2 separate regions of the Homo sapiens genome follow, and region 2 is linked to region 1. Evidence: chromatin loops called from intact Hi-C (ENCODE). Cell type or tissue: heart right ventricle. All regions are shown on one strand. Each heading gives the region's core, and the rest is flanking DNA. Links, peaks and the distances in the headings are about the cores only. Region 1 has its middle 20 kb from the start of MSI2. Region 2 holds the start of LOC101927557 (a long non-coding RNA gene).

What was found. Peaks named below come from ENCODE experiments on the same cell type or tissue, not always from the same donor. Only the 100,000 strongest peaks of a DNase experiment are listed, where the experiment ranks them.
Region 2: a loop joins it to region 1, with 2.3 times the contacts of the local background. A loop is called at or near these places in 17 of 110 quality-filtered maps.

The regions. Positions count from the first base shown.
Region 1 is chr17:57,231,860-57,240,197 of GRCh38, forward strand. No RefSeq gene overlaps it. Among named protein-coding and RNA genes, the nearest start is that of MSI2, 20 kb to the right of the region's middle. In heart right ventricle, for the core only: no CTCF peak of the experiment used is centred there; no DNase peak of the experiment used is centred there.
Region 2 is chr17:57,520,127-57,528,464 of GRCh38, forward strand. All of the region lies in intron 6 of MSI2 (musashi RNA binding protein 2), which reads left to right. LOC101927557 (a long non-coding RNA gene) reads right to left here and starts at 3,471. Exons shown (of 3, transcript NR_110808.1): 1 at 3,430-3,471; 2 at 2,705-2,780; 3 at 2,122-2,566. RefSeq lists enhancers at 3,607-4,806, 7,682-8,338. In heart right ventricle, for the core only: no CTCF peak of the experiment used is centred there; a DNase peak (open chromatin) is centred at 3,975; H3K27ac peaks cover 2,453 bases.

The sequences.
Region 1 (8,338 bases), core at 73-8,072:
AAACTCTATTAGGTAGATACTTTTATTTATTTTTTTGATAGGGGAGGAGACTTAGGCTTAGAAAGGCAAAATAACTTGTCCAAGGTCTCTGAGATCTTTAATTAGGCTTGATTACAAGGTGGCTGACACCCTGCATCCCACTACTGATGTCTTGCAAACTGTCCATTTATTCTGTCAATGAGTATGCATGGTGCAGCTGTGAGAAGGGGACGGTGCTGGATGCTGTGTAGAAGGCAGGAATACATAAATCACAGTCCCCACTCTCCAGGAGAGGAGAGAAGATTTGCTAGAAGCCCAGAGGCCAAGTACAACCCAGCAGCATCATTGTCACCAGAGTAGCACAAAAGCAGGAGGCCACTCTGCTGAAGAGACATAGGAAGGAGGAGTACATGGAAGAAGTACACTGGCTGGAGGCTTTGGGATGGGTGGAAATTGGACAGGGTGAGGAGAGGCAGGATGGGCTGAGGAGGAGGGCATTGGGCATAACTCATTTTGCTTAAGCAAAGGCAGACCAGTTTTCCTGGAGCACCCAGGTTAGACTGTGACATAATCAAATTCCTGAGAACAGAATGACTGTAAGACAAGCATCCAAGTTGATATCACAGGTCACCAGATATACATCAAAGAGAGGATGAGGAAGCAGACAGGGTAGTACAATAACACACTAGATGGCAAATAATTTTGTACTTTTATGACAAACTAAGATTTAAGGATGTTCTTTGCCACATTGTTTATGCTAGGGAAGCATTAGAATCCACAGAAATGTCCAGAAATAAGAAAATGAGTGCACAGTTATGCTACATTCAGCTATTTAGCATACTATGTATTTAGCCTGGTTTCATTAACAAGTCAAAGTTATACACAAAGAAAGTGGGGAGTGGGAGAGGTTGGTTAGGGGCTGGAACAAGATACTGTTGCAACCTCAAAGGGACATCAAAGACACAGTCCATTGAAATGCATGGTTCTTGATTGGATCTTGGTTTGAATAAACCATCTATAAAAGAAATTGTGGAAAACAAGTGAAAATTTCTATATGGAGCAAGTATTAGATGATATTAAGAAATTATTGTGGGCTAGGTGTGGTGGCTTATGCCTGTAATCCCAGCACCTTGGGAAGCTGAGGCGGGCAGATCACTTGAGGTCAGTTCAAGACCAGCCTGGACAACATGGCAAAACCCCGTCTCTATAAAAATACAAAAATTAGCCATGCGTGGTGGCACATGCCTGTAGTCCCAGCTACTCAGGAGGCTGAGACATAAGAATCGCTTGAACTTGGGAGATGGAGGTTGCAGTGAGCCAAGGTTGAGCAACTGCATTCCAGCCTGGGTGACAGAGCAAGACTCCGTCTCAAAAAAATAAATTAATAAATAAAATAAAAAAGAAGAAGAAGAAGAAATTATTGTGAATTTTGAAGTTATGTAGGAAAATATCCCTTTTGGGATGTATATGGATGTGTTTAGAACTAAAATGTCATGATGTCTGCAATTTACTTAAAAATACTTTAGCAACGAAGTAGATGAAGTCAATACATCAAATGTTAACAGTTGTTATCTAGGAGATGGGTATGGAGGTGTTCATTATCCTACTTTTTCTACTTTTCTATCTATGGTTAAAAATTTCCATAATAAAAAGTACAAAGAAAAAAAAGAGAGAAAAAGAAGAAAATAACGTTTATAAATAATTTTAATGATGTAGAAAAATACTATGATATAATGTTAGATAAAAGAAAAGTAAGAATGAAAATTTTTGTATATAAAATTTTGATTCTTATATAAAACTTATATATAAAATTTTGTATATACAGCATATATATTTTTTGTACATTCAGTAGTATACAATATGGTCTTAACATTGCTTTAAAAATGAATACATGCAAGTTATGAAACACTCACCAAGGGCCAGGTCCTGGGGATGATGTTGGTATTAGACTGTTCTCGCACTGCTATAAAAAACTACTTGAGACTGGGTAACTTATAAAGAAAAGAGGTGTAATTGGCTCACAGTTCCACAGGCTGCACAGGAAGCATGGCTGGGGAGGCCTCAGGAAACTTACAATCATGGCGGAAGGTGAAGAGGAAGGAGGCACATCTTACATGGCCGGAGCAGAAGGGAGAGCGAAGGGGGACATTCTACACACTTTCAAACAATCAGATTTCGTGAGGACTCACTCACTATAATGCAAACAGCAAGAGGGAGATCCGGTCCCCATGATCCAATCACTTCCCACTAGGTCCCTCCTCCAACATTGGGGATTACAATTCAACATGACGTTTGGGTAGGGACACAGAGCCAAACCATATCAATGTTTAATACACATTGTAAATAATTTCCCCTGACCCCATCAGCTGGTCAACAATGGAGCCAAGACTTGAACCCAGACTCAGCCCATTCCAAAACCCATGCTTTTTCCCTACACCAGGAGTTGGCAGGCTCTCTTGGTAAGGGGCCAGATAGTAAATATTTTTTGGTTTTGAGGACCATATGGTCTCTGTTACAACTACTCAATGATCCTATTATAGCAGGAGAACAACCATAGATAATGCACAGCTGAATGTGTGTGGCTGGCTTCCAATAAAACTTTATTTACAAAAACAGGTGATGGGCCAGATTTAGCCTGGGGCTACAGTTTGCCCACTCCTGCCCTATGAACATGATGCTGCCTTTCAAAGCATTCAACACACCCATACATACAGACACAACCAGAGACCAGGAAAAAAAATCATGCTTAATCATCATTCTTTCCGTCATACTTTTCTGTATATCCCAAATTTTCTAACATGTTCTGTTACTTGTATGTATTACTCCTATATATATCTATTTATTTTTACAACTTCTTTGATTTATTTTCTGGGAGGAGAAATTTTCTATAATGCATTTACATAGTCCCACATTGAAAGGACACAAAGGCTGAATTGTGAAAAGTCTCCTTCCCACCTATGTACCAAGCCACCTCTGTCCCTTCCCCACAGGAAACCAATGTTATTCCACCTTTGTATTCTTCCAGAGGTTATGTTACCCACATGCAGCCAAGTTAGCAGGGCCACCACTGTGTTGCACGACTCCAAGAGACATCATTTATATTGAGCTCCTGGGATGCCATTGACATGGAATACAATGGAATTGTGCCCCCTGGAGTTGTGTAATGCAGCAGCCTCACCAAAGATGTGTGTGTGTGTGTGAGTGTGTATCTATACACTTATAAATATATGTAGAGATATATATGTGCATTTTTTCTACTGTCCTTTTTTTTCAACCAAAATTAGCATATTATATACAATGCTCTGCATCTGACTTTTTTTCACTTAGTAATATATTTTCATACTCATTTGATGTCAGTTTATAAAATGTCCTCATTCTTTTTGATGATGATGATGATAACGGTCTTGGTGTGGCATCACAAAGGAATAGTAAGTGACCATTGTCATTTGCGTTCCAGGGATTGTTCTAAGCATTTGCATGTATGTCATTCATTCCTGAGCGCTCACAGCGACCCCATGAGATAGGCACAGAGAGATGAATGTACTGACCCACAGTCACAGCTGAGATTAAAAAAGAACTCTTCCCTGGTTCCTTCTAGTACTTGGATGGGTTGTGCTGTACATTCAGATCTTTTCTCCGTTTGGAATTCTTCCGGCAGTAACTATGAGATGAGGATCCAACCTTGTTTTTCCTTGACGGCTCCTGTTATTCCCACCACTGTCTCCAGATGCCACCTTTCCCACACATGAAAGTCTTGAAGGATTTGGGCCTATTGCTAGACTTTCTTTCTGTTTCATTGTTCTGTCCCTGTCATCAAGCACCAGTGCCATACTCTTAATTCCTGAGGTTTTAGAATCTGTGCTAATATCTGGTAGAGTTTTGTCTCTTCATTACTTCCTTTTTTCAGAAATATCCTGGATAGTCTTGGCTTGTTTATTTTTCCACATTTTTTTATTGTGGCAAAATATACATTGCATAAAATTTACCATTTTAACCATGTTAAATTGTGCAATTCAGTGATATTAACTACATTCACACTGTTGCATTACCACCACCACTATGCATTTCCAGGGCATTTAAATCTATTTCCAGGCTGGGCATGGTGGTTCATGCCTGTAATCCCAGCACTTTGGAGGCCAAGGCAGACGGATCACTTGAGGTCAGGAGTTCGAGACTAGCCTGATCAACTTGGTGAAACCCCCATCTCTACTAAAAATACAAAAATTAGCCGAGTGTGGTGGTGGGTGCCTGTAATCCCAGGTACTTGGGAGGCTGAAGCAGGAGCATCGATTGAACCTGGGAGGCAGAGGTTGCAGTGAGCCGAGATCGCGCCACTGCACTCCAGCCTGGGTGACAGAGAGAGACTCCATCTCAAAAAGTAAAATAAAATAAATCTATTTCCAGAACTTTAAAAAATGATCACTTCTCAGCCTTTTGGCTAAGATCTAGTGCAGAACTTTTTTTTATCATTCCAAACTGAAATTCTATACCCATTAAACACTAACTCCCATTCTCCTCTTCCCCAAGTCCCTGGCAGACACCATTCTGTCTGTAGGAATTTGACTACTCTGGGTAGCTCATATAAGTGGAATTGTATAATATGTATCTTCTGGTATCTGGCCTATTTCACTTAGCATAGTGTCTTCAAGGCTCATCCACATCCACATCATAGCATGCATGTATCGCTCCTTTATTCCTTTTTATGGCTCAATAATATGACATTGTATATATGTACCACCTACATATATTTGTTTATCAGTTCATCTGTTGATGAACACTTGGATCTTGGGTTGTTTCCACCATTTGGCTGTTGTCAATAATGCTGCTATGAACACTGGTGTACTCCAGATTAATTTCAGAGTCAGTTTGTCCAGGACCAAACAAAACATTCTTCTACTACTTTTATAATTACCCTCTCTCTTCCCCAGTTTCCCCTCATGCCTCCCAGTGGTCATTCATTATCTTGTTCAATCCCAACATGCCCCAGATACCTTTCTGGATGTATCGTCCATCACTGCAGTGCCGCCTGTGGTTCTGCCTGCCCTTGCCTGCCTTCCCCTTCCTGGCAAAGCTGTGCAGCTGCTCTCCAGGCATTTACTTGGAAAACCACTTTCCTTTGCTTGGTGGCTTCATTGGTCCTGAGGGACTTTACTGGAACTTCTGGTAATAAATTGCTCTCCTTGCACCTACCTGCAGACCCTACCTGCACACCGTACCTGCCTCCAGCCTAATAGGGCTCTCAGGCTCCTCAAACAAGCCCTAGCTTGCCTGCCCCGGAAGGCCGTCCTTGCCAGCCACCTCCAGCACTGGTCCCTCTGGGGAATCTTTCTGCCTCTCTTGTCATAACTTCAGGCTGCTGGCCCCCTTTCCCCTGCCACTTTGCCCATCCATCCTGTTTGAGAGACACCTTTGCTCTTTCCTGATCTGTCTGTGGCTATCCTCAGCCTGGGCACAGGTGGCACACCTCTCACTTCTCCACCACCCTCTGCACGTAGCACACTGTTTTCCATATAATGGGTGCTGGTTTGAATTGGGTTAAATCAAGATCATCTCCCTCTGCAGGCTTAGGAGCAAGTAAAGCAACCAAAGCCCTCCTAGGCACAGGACAATCTTGCCGCCACTCCCACCCTCCTGGCAGCTCATGGTAGACCTCAGGGAAGTGTAAATAACACCATCCTGTTGGAGACCTGAGACATCCAGGCACAGCCTGCTTCCCTGAAGGTCCAGCTTGTATTCTGATCCTGGCTACCTGCAAGGTCCCCTATGTGTGCTGGGTCCCTGTGCCTGACCCACCACTTCCCAGTCCAACTCTGTGATGAGTTCTGACAGCACGTGGGGAGTGGGTTACAAACGGAATCTAATTCATGCCTGGCTCACTGTGTGGTCTGCTCTTCACCCTTCAGTTGCAGCTCTTGCCAAAAAGGTCTCTGTGGCCTGATTTTTTGTGAACATGTGCATATTTGTGTGTTTCATTGCATTTCATGTTCATCTTAATTGTTTCTTTCTCTTTATTTCTAAGCATTTAAAATTCACTTATTCAACAAATGTTTTCTGGGCACTTACTTTGTGCTAGGCTTGTGCCGCAAATAAGACAGGCAGGCTGGGTGCGGTGGCTCGCGCCTGTAATCCCAGCACTTTGGGAGGCCGAGGCGGGTGGATCACGAGGTCAGGAGATCAAGACCATCCTGGCTAACACGGTGAAACCCCGTCTCTACTAAAATACAAAAAAAAATTAGCCGGGCGTGGTGGTAGTCGCCTGTAGTCCCAGCTACTCGGGAGGCTGAGGCAGGAGAATGGCATGAACCTGGGAGGTGGAGCTTGCAGTGAGCCGAGATCATGCCACTGCACTCCAGCCTGGGCGACAGGGCGAGACTCCATCTCAAAAAAAAAAAAAAAAATAAGACAGGCAAAGTCTCTTCTCTCTTGGATAGGGGGTGAGAAGCAGGCAATTAACAAGGAAACAGAAATTAGCACAATAATTTCAGAATGAAAAGTGCTAGGAAGAAGAAAAAATAGAATAACGTGACAGAAAATGATTTGGGAATAGGTGGAAAATATTTTAGATTTTGGTATTAAATTTCTCTTCTCCCTAGACTTCACAGACAGTTGTTAAAGACAGAGGGAAACTTTCCTACATCAATGAGTCCACCTTGTAATTTAAATAATTGTCTTTTTAATAGGTCTCTTTACTTAGTTGATATTTGAATGTTGAGCTTTTTAAAAATAAGCTGTTTTTTGAAAGAGAATTATAGAAATTTAAAGTTTATTCATTCAACAAATACTTGTTGCTCTCCTACCACATGTTGGCATTGTTCTAGGTGCTGGAGGTATGGTAAAGGGTGAAACAGATGAGGCCTTGTTCCATAGAGTTTCCAGACAATTCTCTAGAAAGAAGTAAACAAAATAACTTCACATGGTGTTGGGTCCTATGCAGGAAATAAATAAAGCAAAGGGTAGGGAGGAAACTTTAGAGAGATTGGTCAGAGAAAGCCTTTGTGAGGAGGTGGAGTTGAAAGAGGATGAAGATACAGAGAAAAGGGAACGTCATACGTTGTTGGTGGGAATGTAAATTAGTACAGCCTCTATAGAAAACAGTATGGAGATTTCTCAAAGAACTAAAAATAGAACTGCCATTTGATCCAGCAATCCCACTACTGGTAACCTTTAACAGTATATACCCAAAGGAAAAGAAATCAGTATATCAAAAAGATACCCATACTCGTATGTTTATCGTAGCACTATTCACAATAGCAAAGATATGGAATCAACCTAAGTGTCCATCAACAGAGGATTGGATAAAGAAAATGTGATACATGTACACAATAAAGTACTACTCAGTCATTAAAAAAATCAAACAGCAGCAATATGGATGGAATTGCTGGAAGACATTATCCCCAGGTGAAACAAGCCGGAGACAGAAAGACAAACACTGCGTGTTTTCACTTATAAGTGGGAGCTAAATCATGTGTACACATGGATGTAGGGTGTGGAATAACAGATAATGGAGACTTGAAAGAGTGAGGGGGCCAGGCATGGTGGCTCATGCCTGTAATCCCAGCACTTTGGGAGGCCGAGGTGGGTGGATCATCTGAGGTCAGGAGTTTGAGACCAGCCTGGCCAACATGGTGAAACCTTGTCTCTACTAAAAATACAAAAAGTAGCCGGGCATGGTGGTGTGTGCCTGTAATCCTAGCTACTCAGGAGGCTGAAGCAGGAGAATAGCTTGAACCCGGGAGGGTGGGAGGTTGCAGTGAGCCGAGATCACGCCACTGCACTCCAGCCTGGGCAACAAGAGCGAAACTCGGTCTCGAAAAAAGAAAAAAAAAAAAAAAAGAAAGGGTGAGGGGATGGGGGAAGTGAATGATGAGAGACTACTTAATGGGTACAATGTATTTGAGTGATGAATACCCTAAAAACCCTGATTTTACCACTATGTGATCTATGCATGTAACAAAATTATACACGTAACTCATAAATTTACATAAATAAACTAAAAAATAATTTTTAAGTTAGCAAACAACTTTTTTAAAAGAAGAATAAGCAGATACCCCACATAGTGAGTAGACAAAGAACATCCCAGGCAAAAGGAACAAACAGCATCTGCAAAGGGCTTGAAGAAGGAAACAGCTTGTTTTGTTTAAGAAATGATAGAAGGCTGGGCGTGGTGGCTCACGCCTGTAATCCTAGCACTTTGAGAGGCCAAGGAAGGTAGATTGCTTGAGCCTAAGAGTTTGGGACCAGCCTGGGCAACGTGGCAAAACCGCCAAAATTAACCGGGCTTGGTGGCATGCAGCTGTAGTCCCAGCTACTCAGGAGGCTGAGGTGGGAGGATCACCTGAGCCCAGGTGGTCAAGGCTGT
Region 2 (8,338 bases), core at 289-8,288, 290 kb after region 1:
ATTAAATGAGCTTTGCAAATTGCCTATTACGCTCCAGTAAATGGTAGTTATTATAACAATCATTATTTCAGGAGGATAGACATTTTATAACTTAGAGTCTGATACAGACTTGTGGAATCAGAATCTCTGAGCAGGAGGTTTTGCCTTAGGTAGATAAAATGTCTACGTCTCCAGGATTAAGTTGTCTGAAGACCCCACATCTTTCAGTTCCCATGGGCAGGTGTCCCTTTGTTGAATTCATAACTGCTATCTGATAAACATTGTGCGTTTTTTCTTGTAAGCTAAATGGGAAAATAGAATGATCCCACAAGAATAAAAGAAGTAAATGTAGGAAAAAATTAAGGGCTGTAAAGGTCTTGCTAATGGGGACAAAATACTCTGGCCATTGTAAGGTGTGGGAGCCTTCTGTGAAGAGTTCGAGAAATGTTCTTAATGCCACTGAACTGTAGACCCCAAAAATGGTTAAAATGATAAATTTTATTTTATATATTTTTTGCCACAATTAAGAACAATTTTTTTCATTTAGGAGATATTTTATTTTATTTTTGAGGCAGTCTTGCTCTGTCGCCCAGGCTGGAGTGCAGTACCATGATCTCAGCTCACTGCAGCCTCCGCCTCCTGGGTTCAAGCAATTCTCCTGCCTCAGCCTCCAGAGTAGCTGGGATTACAGTTGTGCACCACGACACCCAACTAAATTTTTTTTTTTTCTTGTATTTTTAGTAGAGATGGAGTTTCACCATGTTAGCCAGGCTGGTCTTGAACTCGGGACCTCAAGTGATCTGCCCACCTCGGCCTCCCAAAGTGCTGGAATTACAGACGTGAGCCACTGCCCCCAGCCCTAGTTGAGGAGAAATTATGTAGACTTTTTCTCTTGTTAGTCAGTAAAGGCCTGGGTTCAAATTAAAATAAACAGGCTTTCAGATGGATGCAAACTAGCATTTTTTGACATTTGGAATGAAGGAAAAACGTGCCTGGCAGCAGCAGCTGGGATAGAAACTCCAAGCGCACCTTCATCACTGCAGTCTTCCAGGGGTAAACACACAGGGACAGAAAGGCTGGCTGTAGCAGGAGGAGGCCAAGAACCTGAGATGGGCAGGAAGGCAGCGGCTGGCAGGCTGAGGCTTGGACTCAAAAGCCCAGCATCTGAACCCCAGGCCCAGCCCCTGCCGGCTCTAGGACAAACCAGTAGGAAAACTGAGTCTCAGAGAATTTGTAATACTCCCTTTCTCGTGGGGTTATTGTGACCACGAAAGTAGTAATAATACCTGTGAAAATATTGGTGGTGATGGGAAAAAAAACAATGGTTTTGTTAGGTTTTCTTAAAGCCCTCTGTTCATTTTTGGCTCTTCCGAGCTGCTTCTCATATAGAACTTTGGCTTTCTTGTACTAAGACTGAGTTAAGCTTAAGGAGAGCCCTAAGAAAGTAGGATGAGGCAAGGAGTGCCTGCTCCTGACTTCTGGCAGGGAATGAACTTCTAATCTTTAGGCAGCAGAAGGCCCATTAATACTCATTTACTTAGGGCCTGTCTACACACACATATGCTGTGTTACGGCTCAACTCAGCTCTATTTAGCCATTTAGAACGGTGGGTCTCGGCCTTGGCTGTACCCTGGATCACTGGGGAGCTTTAAAAAATCCTCTTTCGGGCTGCCCACTCCAGAGTACTGATTTAATAGGTTGGGGTGTGGCCTTGGTGAGCAGTCACGGCTGAAAAATCACTGATGTAGATTTCAGAATGAACCAATGGGATTTTCCAGTCTGCTCCTTCTTCTCCGTCCTTCCTCTTTGGAGAATGGTTAAAGACAGACCAACCCCACCCTTTTCAAGGCCAGAGCACACGGAAAAGTCTTATTTCAATAAACTACACATTATTCCTGAGCTTTACGGAAGGAACCGATTTGGGTTTTGCCTAAGCTGGCAGGGAGAGAGGTGGAGACAGTGCCTTCCCATGTTCTGCGTAATCCTGGACCCAGGCAGCGGCTGTCTCCACCACAGGCCCCAGGCACCTGTGGCCTGGGCAGTCCTGCCACCTCAGCCGAGTCTCACTCTTGTGGCCTTAGCTCCTTGAGTTTACAGAGCATAATGCCTGTTAAGCCTGACACACTATAGTATCATGGTATTGCATTTGAGGGTGTTTATTTATACTAACACTTGGAGCGTTTGAGTGGGAGCAGGAAGAGAAATTCAAGGGCATTTGTTCTGGGGGAGTTTGGAGAGCTGGGTTTCTTCTCTTCCCTTTCCCCTCCCTCCTTGCATTTGACCAGATAATTTAAGGATCATCTGAAGTGCCGTTTCCTGCTTTGTTCTTGATATGTGTGGCTTGCGGGTGTGTATATTTATATCCCCAGAGGAGTAGGACATTTCTCAGGGCATGCATCGGCCACAGCAAAGCTCTGGAGCAGCCTCACAGCACAGAGAGTTTGCAAAAGCCCAGTGGCCAAGTCAATGCTTCCAGAGCATCGTCCCAGCTGCCTCTGGAGTCCATGTTAGCATTCCAGGCAGAGAGTCTTTATGCATGGATCTTAGGGGCCATCTCATAGAATTTCCTCCTTTCACAGAAGAAAAACTGAGGATAGAGGAGGGAGGTGACTGGTCCTCAGTGAGATCCTGGTGGGGCTGGGATTAGAACCTGGACTCCCTCCATGCTTGGTGCGGCACTCCCCACCACACCCAGCTGCCTCCCAACACCTGCTGAGTTACGTACCAGCAACACTGCTCTTTAGCTGTCTCCTGGGAACAAGTTTTTTGTGTCCTCAGATCAGTTCAGCTTCACTCACCTACTATGTATTTGGGGAGCCAAAACTGTAAAACCTTCAGCAGAAGAGGCAGTGGTCCAGGGGACATACTGTAGGTTCCCACCCATTAGCCAGCTAACTGGACAATAGCATTTTTGACCTCCCTCCATGTACCTTTGCATTGTGTCCTTTTTTTTTTTTTTTGAGGTGGAGTCTCACTCTGTCATCCAGGCTGGAGTGCAATGGCGTAATCTCAGCTCACTGCAACCTCCACCTCCCAGGTTCAAGCAATTCTCCTGCCTCAGCCTCCCGCGCAGCTGGGATTACAAGCACACACCACAACGCCCACCTAATTTTTTGTATTTTTAGTAGAGACGGGATTTCACTATGTTGGCCAGGCTGGTCTCGAACTCCTGACCTCAGTGACCTGCCCACCTCTGCCTCCCAAAGTGTTGGGATTACAGGCGTGAGCCACCACGCCCGGCCTGCATTGCGTCTTTAAAGTTTTCCTATTCAGCCAGCACGTGAGCTGGGCTGTCTCAAGTCTAACCCCTGGATGTGGTCAGTACCATCTGGCTACTTCTAAAATCACCCAGCAAGAATGCCTGGCTCACAATAAATCTTTTGACTCATTAGAAAGAGGGTTCACTCATTCACTAAATGAATTAGGATTAGAGAGGCATCACCCACTGACTTGAGTGGTAATTATTGCTGATTTTCACGGTGCTCATTTAGTGAGGAACATGTTGCCAGTTTCTCTTGGCGCTTCTAGGATCTCTGTCTCCAACCTTGCTGATGGGGTGAGATTTAGAAGAGGTCCGTCCACACCTTAATGCCTGTGTTCCATGTGGAATGTTCCATGAAGAGCGTGCTCCATGTGGAATGTGGAACCTGATAGTTTAATTCTCTGCCACATTTAGCACTTTCCCTTATTCTGCCCCTTTTCTTTCCTTTGCTTTCTAGTATTATTTTAGACTGTCTATCTTCTGATTACAAGCTTTCTTTGTTGTTTTGGGGGATTTTTTTAGAATGAGGACCACGTATGAGTTACCTATGGCCACAAGAATGCTGTGTAACTAACCCCAAAACTTCAGGGGCAGGCAGTAACTGTTTATCTCACGTGTTTGGAGTAAACTTGGAGTGGTTCTGCTGATCCTGGCTGGCCTCACTTGCATGCTTTGAGGGTGACTGGCTGTCCACCCATCTAGGCTGGCCTCGGCACAGGGAAGTTGGCCCTGCTCCATGTGCCACCCATCCTGCATCAGGCTAGCCTGGGCATGCCCTTGTCATGGTGATGGCAGAGGTGCAAGAGAGAACAAGCAGGAACTTGCAAATCCTCTTAAGGCTAGGCCCAAAACAGGCATACTCTTCCCCCCACCGCATTTTATTAGCCCTAACAAATTAAGCCCAGATTCAAGGGATGAAAGTAGACTCCACCTCTTTGGGGGAGAAGGACCGCAAACTCACAGAGGAACGGGTGTGAGACCATTCATATCATCAGTCCACCATAGACCTGTGTGAGTTGTCTTTTATTTGTACTTAGGCTGATGTTTTGCAAATAGCGAATGCCTCATACATGCATGTTGCATAAAAGTAAATAAAGTTACCATTTGCTAAGTTTTCTATTCAAGATTGGATTGGCTGCATAATCTAGACATGAGTTTATCTGTTAGATAGATCTAGACATGAGTTTATCTGTGAATAAGAGTTTATCTGTTAGAAGGAAAGTTTATGTCATCCTAGTAGAATCTGGATTTTTCTTTCATCGGGTGCAGGGCAAGTTGGTTGCCACTAAGAAATCCCTCTTCTTATCATCTTTTCCATCGTGGGGTCTACCATCATCATTTTTAGGATTTTAGAATATAAACATCTGAGAGAAGGGGAACAAAGAGAGGGAGAACTTGCCACACTGAAGTGTGGAACTTGCTCCTAGATGGGAAATTTTGTTTCATGTATTGACCACTGAGTGTATGTTAAAGAGGAAGAAGCAACCTCTGCCCAGTGTCTTTAACCTTTGCTCTTGCTTCTTACCCTTAGAGTAGCTCATGGAAAGAGGGGTCTCTGGGCCAGCAGCTGCATCAGCATCACCTGGGAGCTTGTTAGAAATGCAAATACTACTGAATCAGTCACTCTGGCTCTGAGGCCCCCGGGAGATCTGTGGCTTAACAGTCCCTCTGATGATGATTCTGATGTGGATGATATTTGAGAATCCCTGCCCCAACTCCAGCAGCCATAGAAACTAACAGATTAGGTCCCCTTTGTTGACTCTCACATACTTCTGAGGATATTACAGCATAGTCTGAACCGTGCAGTAGTCAGAAATATGTTCAATACCTTCTGGTGTCAGGACAAAGACAGAGGCATCCCATTCCCCACCAGCTTACCTAAATGTTACTTTACTTTGCTTTTTTGGGGGGGGCAGGTGGGGGAGGTTGTGTTTTGAGACAGGGTCTCGCTCTGTAGCTCAGGCTGGAGTGCAGTGGTGCAGTCATGGTTCACTACAGCCTCAACCTCCCAGGCTCAAGCAATCTTACCATCTCAGCCATCTGAGTAGTTGGAACCACTGGTGTGTGCCACAATGCCTGGCTAAGTTTTTAGTATTTTTTTGTAGAGATGAGGTCTTGCTATGTTGCCCAGGCTGGTCTCAAACTCCTGGCCTCAAGCGATTTTCCCACCTCAGCCTCCTAAAGTGCTGGGATTACTAGACATGAGCCAGCATATCCGGCCTATTTTGCTTTTTCATTCACAAAGATACACCACTAAAGATGTCAGGGCCATATCTCAAACCTGCCCCAAGTTATTACAAGGTACATCTCAAGGTTGGAATAAGCTCCTTTTCCCAAAACAGACCAGGGTTCTGCCAGGACATGGGACAAATCATGCTGAGGATCAGACACCTCTTGTCCTTCTGTCTCCCTCAGGGGAGCCACTAGGCCTGCAGGTGCCCATTTCAGGTACAAAGAATTTTGTAAGGCAGGTGAGCGCGTTGTCAACATGAAGTAAGTACCAGAGTTAATCATAAGGATGAGGGTGGTGTCCCTAGAAGGGGTATTTCATAAGGGGTTAGAGAAACTCCTGTTCCTGGCCGGGCACAGTGGCTCACACCTGTAATCCCAGCACTTTGGGAGGCCAAGGTAGGTGGATCACAAGGTCAGGAGTTCAAGACCAGCCTGACCAATGTGGTGAAACCCCGTCTCTACTAAAAATACAAAAATTAGCCAGGCATGGTGGTGCATGCCTGTAATCCCAGCTACTCAGGAGGCTGAGGCAGGAGAATCACTTGAACCCAGGAGGCGGGGGTAGCAGTGAGCCAAGATCATGCCATTGCACTCCAGCCTGGGTGACAGAATGAGACTGTCTCAAAGGAAAAAAAAGAAAAAAGAAAAACTCCTGTTCCCAGCTTCCCCTAAGCTTTTGGGCTCTCCTAGCATCTTGAATGAGGCCTGGCCTGTGTGTTCATGTTGATGAGTCTTCATAGCCCCCTGATATACCTGGGTGTGTGTGTGTGTGTGTGTGTGTGTGTGTGTGTGTGTGTGTGTGTGTGTGTGACAGAGAGAGAGAGAGAGAGACAAAGACAGAGACCGAGAGAGTTATCAGCTGGCTGGCTCCAGGATTGAATACCAGTTACCTTAACTGTGCCCCTTATTTTCCCTTGACTCACACAAGCCGCTTCTGTTTGATTCACATAGAACCGTGAGAAACAGTCTCGTATGTGAGACTGTGTTTTTCATTCTATTCAGTCTTTGTATATTCAAATTCTTCTAGTTTCAGCTCTTGCTGTTCTGCCAGATTTCCATCGCATTGATGGCTTCTCTGAATTAATAAGTATTTTGCAATTGCTGAAAAGTTTTCTACCCCCAAGCACTGGGACTTATCCATATTGATTTTTCTCCCGTTTCTCTTTCCTCTCTAGCTCCTTCTTAGATGTTGTATTTTGTAACGTGTTAATAGAATTTTTCTTTCGTCCTGACACTTTATCTATTCAGGAGGTCTTTGCGAGCCCCATTGTACAGCCGGACTACAGAGGAAAGAGCTGTATTCTTTATGACAATGGTTGCCCTAAAAACATATACAGATCCTCCCCCACGCTCACCAGGGTGGAGCGAATGTTGAGAGGGCGCTATTAGAAAACGTCCAAACTTAGGAAGGAAAAGGAGAGCCAATTATGCACTGTTGAAAGGAGGTTTTGAAAATACGTTTTAAAAAAAATCCAAAACATTTATTTCCTAAGGGAATCTGAGTCCCAGTACCAAAACATGGCCAGCACAGAAGGGCAGCTGTTTTCCTTACTGTTAGGCATTTTCAGTTCAAAATAAGGATTTGGCAAAAGTCTTAGAAAATATGGAGATGGGTGCAAAACAGATGTCACATTTACCTGCGTGATACCTGGCAGGACTCATCCCCCACCCACCCACCCACACCCCAGGCATTCGAATTCCTATTGAGTCCCAGGGTCTGAGTCTGAGATATGCTCATATCACCATATGCTCGAGTGTGACTGCTCTGTGTACAAACACACCAGTTGATCTTATGGTGATTTTGCCTGTGTGGTGCACGGGAGGTGGAACGGCTGTTGTGTGTGTGGCCCCAGCAGGTTACCGTCGGCGGGGGCTCTTGAAGCCTGCCCAAAAGGAGTTTGTCCTGCCTGGGATGGGCATGGGGATCTCCAAACTAGCATTGCCCACTCCCATCATCCTGGTGCCTGGGAGAGAGGGGGCAGCTGCCTGCTGGAGGAGCCACCATGCCAGGCCATTTTCCTCCCAGTAACTGACTTCAGAAATGGGGAGCAGAAGGGGAAGGCCCCAGGAGCCTGTTTGTTCAGGCTTGGTTGCTTAGCAACAAAAGGGGGCCCTGACTTGAGAAGAGATTTTTAAGCCAGGCCAGTCCCTTTGAGGTTTATGACCGGCTTGCCTACCCCCATCTTCCATTCTTACCTTGACTTTGCTCTTCCCCCTATTACATTTGATCGCATCTAGAAAAATACGTTTGATTTGTCTGCAGGCACCATTTTAAACCTTGGTTTATTGCTTTGCCCAGCGTCTTCCCCTCCATTGGAGATTGTAGTCTGGGAGGAGTGAGGCATGAATAGCCCACGATTCCTTTTCTCAAAGGGATTAGCGCCAGCCCCCAAGCTCATTTGTGAGCCTTTGAGTGCACATCAACGGTGCTCAGTCCTTCTTAGCCACAGGCACACAGTGAAATTGCTCTGAGGACAGGGCCCCCCGCTAACAGTTTTACCCCCCCTACAGCCACACGGACTGGGTTGTATTTTTACCATCAACCTTGAGCACAAAGTAAATGAAGAGAGTAGGCTGCACACTGGTCAGACCAGGTGCCCTCCCCCGGTGCGTAGCTGAAGGGTGAGGACAAACACCTGTGCTAAAGATGTGTGCTCTGTGGGATAAAGGAGTGGGTCATAAATACTCATAAAAGGAGTGCATTCCAGAGCGGAATCTGGTTCATTAAGTGTGAGTTCCTTGAGCTCTACGTGGGAGTTGAGTGTGGACCCTGAAATCTTATTGCCAGAAACATGCAGAAGGGGTTACAGGATGCGTGGGAGGGGTCTGGAAGGGATTAGCAAGAGAGACAGAGGACGCCTTTGC